Regions from separate parts of the Homo sapiens genome. Here region 2 is linked to region 1. Evidence: read pairs that join two places in POLR2A ChIA-PET (ENCODE). Cell type or tissue: A673. All regions are shown on one strand. Each heading gives the region's core, and the rest is flanking DNA. Links, peaks and the distances in the headings are about the cores only. Region 1 overlaps LIPH (lipase H). Region 2 holds the start of EHHADH-AS1 (EHHADH antisense RNA 1).

What was found. Peaks named below come from ENCODE experiments on the same cell type or tissue, not always from the same donor. Only the 100,000 strongest peaks of a DNase experiment are listed, where the experiment ranks them.
Region 2: POLR2A ChIA-PET joins it to region 1 with 5 read pairs; 2 of 35 experiments call an interaction of 5 or more read pairs at or near these places.

What each region holds. Positions count from the first base shown.
Region 1 is chr3:185,547,120-185,551,510 of GRCh38, reverse strand. The region is part of intron 1 of LIPH (lipase H); the gene reads left to right. Among named protein-coding and RNA genes, the nearest start is that of LIPH, 3.3 kb to the left of the region's middle. In A673, for the core only: no CTCF peak of the experiment used is centred there; DNase peaks (open chromatin) are centred at 1,590 and 2,180; H3K27ac peaks cover 2,155 bases.
Region 2 is chr3:185,160,591-185,164,981 of GRCh38, reverse strand. EHHADH-AS1 (EHHADH antisense RNA 1) reads right to left here and starts at 2,081. Exons shown (of 7, transcript NR_038990.1): 1 at 1,998-2,081. In A673, for the core only: no CTCF peak of the experiment used is centred there; no DNase peak of the experiment used is centred there.

The DNA of each region.
Region 1 (4,391 bases), core at 163-4,162:
TCAACTTAATTTTTTTAAAGTAGCCTTTCAACTGATTCTGATGATATGCAGAAATAAGCAAACATTTTTAAAGTAATGCAAAGTAGAAAAAGTAGAACTTAAATTTGTTGGTAAACTATAATTACAACTATGTTAAAATCATGTATGTATGCATATGTGAATGAAGTTTAGAAGGGAAATGGAAAAATAGTATTAGGATTTCTGGCCTATAAATTTTTCTTTATATATGGTTTTGAAGTTGATTTTCTAGTAAGTTAAAATCATACCAATGATGATATTTTTAACTGAGAACTCGATATTTTAAAGTATATGTTTATTATTTTTTTTGTTTGTTTTTGAGATGGAGTCTTGCTCTGTCATCCAGGCTGGAGTGCAGTGGCGTGATCTCGGCTCACTACAACCTCCCCCTCCCTGGTTCACGCGATTCTCCTGCCTCAGCCTCCCAAATAGCTGGGACTACAGGAGTGCGCCACTGCGCCTGGCTAATTTTGTATTTTTAGTAGAGATGAGGTTTCACCACGTTGGCCAGGATGGTCTCAATCCTGTGATCCACCCGCCTTGGCCTTCCAAAGTCTGGGATTACAGGTGTGAGCCACCGCGCCCGGCCTATTATCATTTTTAAATTAAAAAAATTAAGATAAATGGTCAGGCGCAGTGGCTCATGCCTATAATCCCAGCACTCTGAAAGGCCAAGGCGCGTGGATCACCTGAGGTCAGGAGTTCAAGACCAGCCTGGCCAACATGGTGAACCCCATCTCTACTGAAAATACAAAATTAGCCAGGCCTGGTGGCATGCACCTGTTATCCCAGCTACTCGGGAGGCTGAGACAGGAGAATCTCTTGAACCTGGGAGGCAGAGGTTGCAGTGAGCCAAGATCGTGCCTCTGCATTCCAGCCTGGGCAACAAAGTGAGACTCCATCTCAAAAAAAATATATAATAATATAAATGTAGAGGTATCTTAAATGGGTCAGGGACAACCCTAACACAAAAACACAAGATGGCTTGTGGGTACCTTCTTCCAGTCTTTCATTATGTATCTCCATTTATAAAGTTGAAAAAAATGGCAACTTAATTTTTTTGTGACCTTCCTTTTCCTTAGCATCTTCTCAGAAGTAAAGTCTTGTTTTACTGCTAGATTCTAGAAGACTGTCACTGCTGCATGATAGAATCTCAGCAGACAGAGACACACAAGAATAAACTTCTGTAGGTAGAAGGAAAAAAAATAGTATAGCTGTAAGCTAATTCTAGTCTTCTCAGTGTCTAGGAAACCATAAACTTGGAACTTTCATTAGGGAGGGTGTTGAATAATATTCATCTGGTAGCAGACATTATTAATCTCAAATACATGGACTTCTTGTTTTTCCCTTCTGCTTGCAGTTCAAAAATTAACAAGCATTAAAATGGGCTTCAGAAATCCCAAGGATACAAGTCATTCAGTTTCAGAAATGTTTGTTTTGTTTTCTAATCTTTGTGAAATAATGTTAGGAATGTTTGCCATAATCTTACCAGTGAACAAAGCAATGGCTAACAAACTAAAGTACACTAGAATCCCCTGAGGGCTTGATTAAAATGCAGACTCCACCTCCAAAAATCCAAACTTAGTAGATCTGGGAGTGAGATCCTGGAATCTACATCTTAAAAAATTTTTTTGGTTGGTCCTAGGGGCTCACATCTGTAGTCCCAGCACTTGGGGAGGCCGAGGTGGGAGGATCGCTTGAGCCCAGGAGTTGGAGGCTGCAGTGAGCTATGACTGTGCCTCTGAGTAGCCACTGCACTTCAGCCTGGCTGAACAAGACCCTGTCTCAAAAATTTTCCCGCCCTGTCTGTATCTGGAACTTACAGGCACATACCATTGTGCCTGGCCTAGAATCTGCATTTTTAACAATTCCTCAGGGTTTTTCAGCTGCAGGTGGTGAAACAAACATAGGTTTTAAAATATTGTTCTAAATTAAGACTGCTTGACATAAGTATTTTTAAAAGTTACTCTGCTATCGATATTTTGGCCCATAGCAACTGTAAAACTAGATAGATATTTTCCCAGAAAAAATTGTTTAATGCCAAAACCAGAATTATTTCCTCAGATATTTGCAATCCTCTAGAATGATTTGGAACTGTGCCTGTGTGGTGACTCATCTTTCTCTAACAAGTTGGCAAAGGTGAATGAGGGGGTGTGAATGTGCATATTTATGCACATGATTCAGAAATGAGAATGAGAAAATCTGGCATCTCATTTATTTTCTCGGTTGCATCCTAAAGAAACACAGCCAGTGGTTAAAAGCAGGCATGTCCTTCCAATCAAGAGGGCATCCTGCCCATATGCTTCTTGCCTGTCTCCGCCCAGGGTAAAAAAGAAACAAATATTTTCTTTTTTTTTTTTTTTGAGATGGAGTCTCGCTCTGTTGCCAGGCTGGACTGCAGTGGTGCGATCTCGGCTCACTGCAACCTCTGCCTCCCGGGTTCAAGCAATTCTCTGCCTCAGCCTCCCAAGTAGCTGGGATTACAGGCACCCACCACCACGCCCAGCTAATTTTTGTATTTTTAGGAGAGACGGAGTTTCGCCATCTTGGCCAGGCTGGTCTTGAACTCTTGACCTCGTGATCCCCCTGCCTCGGCCTCCCAAAGTGCTGTGATTACGGGTGTGAGCCACCATGCCTGGCAAAACAAATGCTTCACCAGGTTTGACCCTGTCCAACTGTAATCCTTTCACAGCCTGGCTCAGGATGCGGTTTGTTTTGTTTTGTTTTGTTTTGTTTTGTTTTGTTTTTGTTTTGTTTTGTTTCTGAGATGGAGTCTTGCTCTGTCTCGCCCAGGCTAGAGTGCAGTGGCACGATCTTGGCTCACTGTAGCCTCTGCCTCCCAGGTTCAAGTGATTCTCCTGCCTCAGCCTCCCAAGTAGCTGGGACTAAAGGCATGTGCCACCACACCCAGCTAATTTTGTATTTTTAGTGGAGATGGGGTTTCACCATATTGGCCAGGCTGGTCTCGAACTCCTGACCTCAGGTGATCCACCTACCTCGGCCTCCCAAAGTGCTAGGATTACAGGTGTGAGCCACCGTGCTTGACCTAGGATGAGTTTTTTTTTGTTGTTTTTTTTTTCCTTTTATGTGAGACAGAGTCTCGCTCTGTCACCAGGCTGGAGTGCAGTGGCGCGATCTTGGCTCATTGCAACCTCCGCCTCCCTGGTTCTAGCAATTCTCCTGCCTCAGCCTCCCAAGTAGCTGGGACTACCGGTGCCCACCACCACGCCCAGCTAATTTTTGTATTTTTAGTAGAGACAGGGTTTCACCAGGTTGGCCAGGATGGTCTCGATCTCTTGACCTGGTGATTCGCCCGCCTCGGCCTCCCAACATGCTGGGATTACAGGCTTGAGCCACTGCGCCCGGCCCCAACTCATTTTCTAATACGAGGAAGGCAAAGTTTCTGGCCTAAAAAAACTTCAGATTTTTATTTCTTGGACTTTTGGAAATTCCTTCAGAACAGTGTCTTCAGGCAAGCATAAGAGTGTGCTCAAGCATAGGTTACTGTGAACATTTTGGCATCAACGGCATCAACGTGTAATGAGCTTGTATCCCAGACAGTAACATCCATTGCCAAGCATGCAGAATACTTGAAAATGTATCTGTTAATCTTTATCTGGGTCTCAGTAAATACTTTCTTTCTTTCTTCTTCTTTTTTTTTTTTTTGGAGATGGAGTTTTGCTCTTGTTGCCCAGGCTGGAGTGCAGTGGCGCGATCTCGGCTCATTGCAACCTCTGCCTCCCAGATTCAAGCAATTCTCCTGCCTCAGCCTCCCAAGTAACTGGGGATTACAGGTGCCTGCCACCATGCCCGGCTAATTTTTTGTATTTTTAGTAGAGACGGGGTTTCGCCATGTTGGCCAGGCTGGCCAGGCTGGTCTCAAACTCCTGAACTCAGGCAATCCACCCTCCTCAGCCTCCCAAAGTTCTGGGATTACAGGCGTGAGCCACCGTGCCCTGCCTTCAGTAAATACTTTCAGGCAGCATCAAGTCAGTAAACCTGACTGTGGACCTCTGTTCTAAAGAAGTTATTAATATACATCTATGTCACGTTTGGGGATGGGGTGGAGGGGAAGAAAGCTCAAGCACACCTTAGAAACCAAAACTCGAGATAAAAAAGCAGTATGAGTCAGGGCTGTTTTACTTCCTGACTGGGCACTACACGTCAAGGTTAATTTCATGTAGGACGTGAAATTGACATGAAATTCTGTCATGTCCTACATGAATTTCACTTCTACATGTCCTACAGAATTTCACTTCTGTAATGTAGGTTTGGAGGTCAGTGGACCAAAGGGTCCAAGGCACCTTCATCAAGGTCTGAGATGGGTCTGAGATACCTTCTTTTTTTTTTTTTTGAGACGGAGTCTTTCTGTC
Region 2 (4,391 bases), core at 164-4,163, 390 kb after region 1:
GATTCCACTTTCCTGAATAATAAAAGGGACATTTTACTTAACCAGTCATGTTACTCTATGAATCCACAAATCTCTCCGTCAGTTTCACAGCTATTTACACCTTGAGCTTCAGGAAGGAACATATGCATTTGGATACCCACTGGAGAAGTGAGGAGGGAGGGGAGTCCCCAGCCCTGTGCCTCCTGGAAATCACAACAGCTGTCACTGGGGCTCAGCTCTCTCCCTCCAGGAAGCAGAGATGAAACTCTCCCCGATAGCAGCTCCCTGGGGGAAGCCAGCTGCAAGGGAGGGAGAAGAAGCCTTGGTTCCACCCTCATTTCACCCCAGGTGAACTAGCTTTGTTCTGAACTAGGGTAACAATAGTGCACCCAAATCCTACACAGGTATACACCCAGGCCGAGTAGGTGTGAGTAGCAGAGAAAGAGAGCAAGGCTTATCCTTGTGCTTTGAAGCCAGGGCAGGAAAGGGGTTCATTTTCCAGATAGCTATGTAAAGAACCTAGCACCATTGACATCATTGACATTACGGTTGAAGCTAATTGCTTTGATGGTCCTTTGTACCTGAATATCAGGAAAAGGGAGAGGGACTTTTGGAGGAAGCTTCTGGTTTTGTACTGGTTACATGTCATCTTCCTGCAACAATTTCATACTGACATTTAAAATAAGGCCGGGTACGGTGGCTCACACCTGTAGTCCCAGCACTTTGGGAGGCCGAGATGGGCAGATCACCTGAGGTCAGGAGTTCGAGACCAGCCCGGCCAATATGGTGAATCCCCGTCTCTACCAAAATTACAAAAGAATTAGCCAGGCATGGTGACCTGCGCCTGTAATCCCAGCTACTCAGAAGGCTGAGGCAGGAGAATCGCTTGAACCTGGGAAGCTGAAGTCAAGATTGTGCCACTGCACTCCAGCCTGGGCAACAGAGCAAGACTCCATCTCAATATAAATAAATAAATAAATGTATCATATTTCTTTTCTTTTTTTCTTTTTCTTTTTTTGAGATGGAGTTTCGATCTTGTTGCCCAGGCTGGAGTGCAATGATGCGATCTCAGCTCACCACAACATCTGCCTCCCAGGTTCAAACTATTCTCCTGCCTCAGCCTCCTGAGTAGCTGGGATTACAGCCACGCGCCTCAGTCTCCCGAGTAGCTGGGATTACAGGCATGCACTACCACGCCTGGCTAATTTTGTATTTTTAGCAGAGACAGGGTTTCTCCATGTTGGTCAGGTCTTGAACTCCCGACCTCAGGTGATCTGCCTGCCTTGGCCTCCCAAAGTGCTGGAATTACAGGAGTGAACCACCATGCCCGGCCCAAGAGTATCATATTTCTGATGTGCCTTACCACTCCCAGCCTCCTGGCCTCCACTGGACACACACATATGCACTATCCGAGGCATGTCAATCATAGGGCCTCCTCACCCAGTCCCTTCTATGGGAAATTGTCCTCTCATAGCTCCTGCTAAAGGAGCAGTTTAGGTGGCCTTTATTTACATCGCATGATGTGCCTTCTCTTCCTTCAGCTGTGGATGACTGCTGAGATAGTGGTTGAAACAAATTCTAACTCTCGGGAATTTAATCTGGGAGGGAAGAGGAAAATGCAGGTCATATCGAGAGCTGAATTAGAAAAGATTTATAATGGAAAAGAACAAGATGGAGTTGGGATTAGAGGAAGTCAGAGTAGAAGGAAACAGACTGATACTATGTGTAAATAGAAGCTACAAGGTAGACAAAAGACAAAATAGGAAGAATAGCGGTGTTGGTGATATGGGATACCTACACGTGGGTAACAGCAAAATCACATATTCTGGAGCATACCAGTGAAGCCGCATTAACTTCTGCTGCTGCCAGTTCAGGCTGCCTTGGATCCAGCCCCACTTCCTGGAGTCCTGGATGTACTGTGACTTTTGTTCTTGGAGTCTCCTGTTGCGCCATGTGCCTCCTGACATTAAACTTCTCATCACTTAAAGTACCCACAACCAAAAGACAGATCCACATACCCCTCAAGCACACTGAGTTCTGAGAGTTCCAGCACGGCTGTTCCAGGATGACTCTTCTCTTTGAATAGAATGGCGAGGACATTCGCTGTGTGCTGGAGTCTCGCCTCCTTCAGTGGAGATGACGGCCATTATTGCATCACTATCAGAATGTCAGCTACCACTTCTCAAGCACCTCTTTGGTGCCGGGAACTGTACTTGATATTTAACAAGCAGTATCTCATTTAATCACAACAACCTTCCTAAAACTGGTGTTATTAGTCTCTTACACAGCCAAAGAAACGCTGGCTCAGAGAGCATAATTAACTCCCCCAGGGATACCAGTTAGCACGTGGCAGAGGCAAGATTAGAACTCAGTGCTGTCTGACTCCAAAGCTCTTGTCCTTTTCATTCTGCTTGACACTTCCCTAAGGAGTGCCACTCAAGCCAGCTTCTCTTGAAACTGAAATGAGCGTCGCAGACAGCAGAGTTTCAAACATGTGTGGCTTTGGTACCCCTAAGGAAGGCAGGCACTGTGCAATTCAACACGGTCCCTGCAGCTCCTGAATGCAGGACCCTTCACCCAGGACCCTTCACTCCTTGATGTTATTTTCTTGGCACAGAGGCATTGGAGTTTGCAGCCTCTGTGAGTGAAGCAACCTGAATGTATAAGGGCAACTTCTTACGCAGTCTCTTCTTTCAGACTGCTTTGAACTGCGTATTGACTATTTGCATGCTTCATATGAGTGACTCACAGCCACTATGATCTCCACACATCCCAAATGGAACATTTTTTTCTTTCCCTCCAAATATGTTCCTCTGTCCTTGTTCCCTAGCTAATGACTGGCATTGTCCTTGAAACTCCTCCCCTCCCCAGAAACAATCCCAAGACTTACTGATTTTACCTTCCCAGGATATCTACCATTCCTCTCCCCTCCTTCCTACCCCCATCATTCAACCCTCTTCGTCTCCCTCTTGGACTAGCAGTTGCCTTATCTCTGGTCTTGTTCCATTCAATGTATCCTCCTGGGTCTTTCCTGAGTCAGCATTCAAAATGCCCATTTGATCCGGTCACTCTGGGCTCAGCATTCCTCAGTGGGTCCTGTACTCGTTATTTATTGTGGCAGAACAAATTGCTCCACAACTTAACAAGTTAAAACAAGAAATATTTATGATCTTACAATTTCTGTGTGTCAGGAGTATAGGTGCAGCTGCGCTGGCCAGGTCTCTTACAAGGCTGCAGTCGAGGTGTTGGCCAGGACTGTGGTTTCATCTCAGGTTCTACTGGAAGGATTTGCTTCTAAGCTCACTCACATGGTTGTTGTCAGGGTTTGGCTCCTCACCGGCTGTTGGCCAGAGGTGTCAGGTCCTTGCCATGTGGGCCTTTCCCTAGGGCCACCCACAACATGGCTCCTGGCTTCCCCTAGAGTGAAGTCCCTGAGAAAGAGAGAGACCAACACAACAGAAGTCACTTTCCTTGTCAACTAATTTTGGAAACAACTCCCATCACTACTTTTACGATTGTTAAGTCCAGTCCATACTCCAGGGGAGCGAATTAACACAAGGAAGTAGCGGGAGCCATCTTAGAGGTTGCCCAGTGGTTTTGCTCTGGTGTTGTGGGGATTACAAACAAACGGGGTTCCAGCCTTACCCCAGCAACACGCAACAGCCTCAGCTGGAGCAGCTGGACTTTACAGATGTTTCATTTATGATTTCTGATGAGTTTTTTAATTGAACAAAGTGCGCCCAGCTGAAAGATATACAAAAACTATGGGTTTAGAGGACTCGGTCTAAACTCTACCAGGCTTTTCGTGATCTGGCCCCTGCCTACCAGTTCCGCCTCTTGTTTGACTGCTCCCACATGACTTTCAGGCAAGACAGATCCACACAGCAGCCTTTGCCTTTCTTGCCTTTCTTTCATTATACCCCACCCCAGCTTGTCTGCGTCACCAGTGCCGACGCATCCTTCCTAGGAAATGTTTTTAAATGGCTCCAGGCAGACATGTTTCTCCCTCATTCTCCTATAGTGCTTTGTTTAAACCCCTTAATCAAAGCAGTTACCTTTTATATTCCTATGGTTGGTTTATGTCTTCCCTCGAAATTTTCTCTAGCATCCAGCCTAGGGCCTGGCACATAGAAAACACTCACTAGCTATTTGTGGAGTGGATGAATGAGCCCAGCATTGTGAGCAAGATGCTCTCTGAGCGCACGGGGCCCTGGGTGTGCTTGGAGGGCTGACCGCAGCCACGCATCTTCACAGTTTGCACATGGAACCTCAGCTGCCTCATTTATAATCCATGAGTCAGTCATTGTATTCCAGATTGTTCTCCACTGTCATTTCAGCCTCTAGCTGCTTCCTGAAATGAGATAAACCTGAACTATTTTAATTGCTAATCATCAAGAGAAAATATTTTTTAA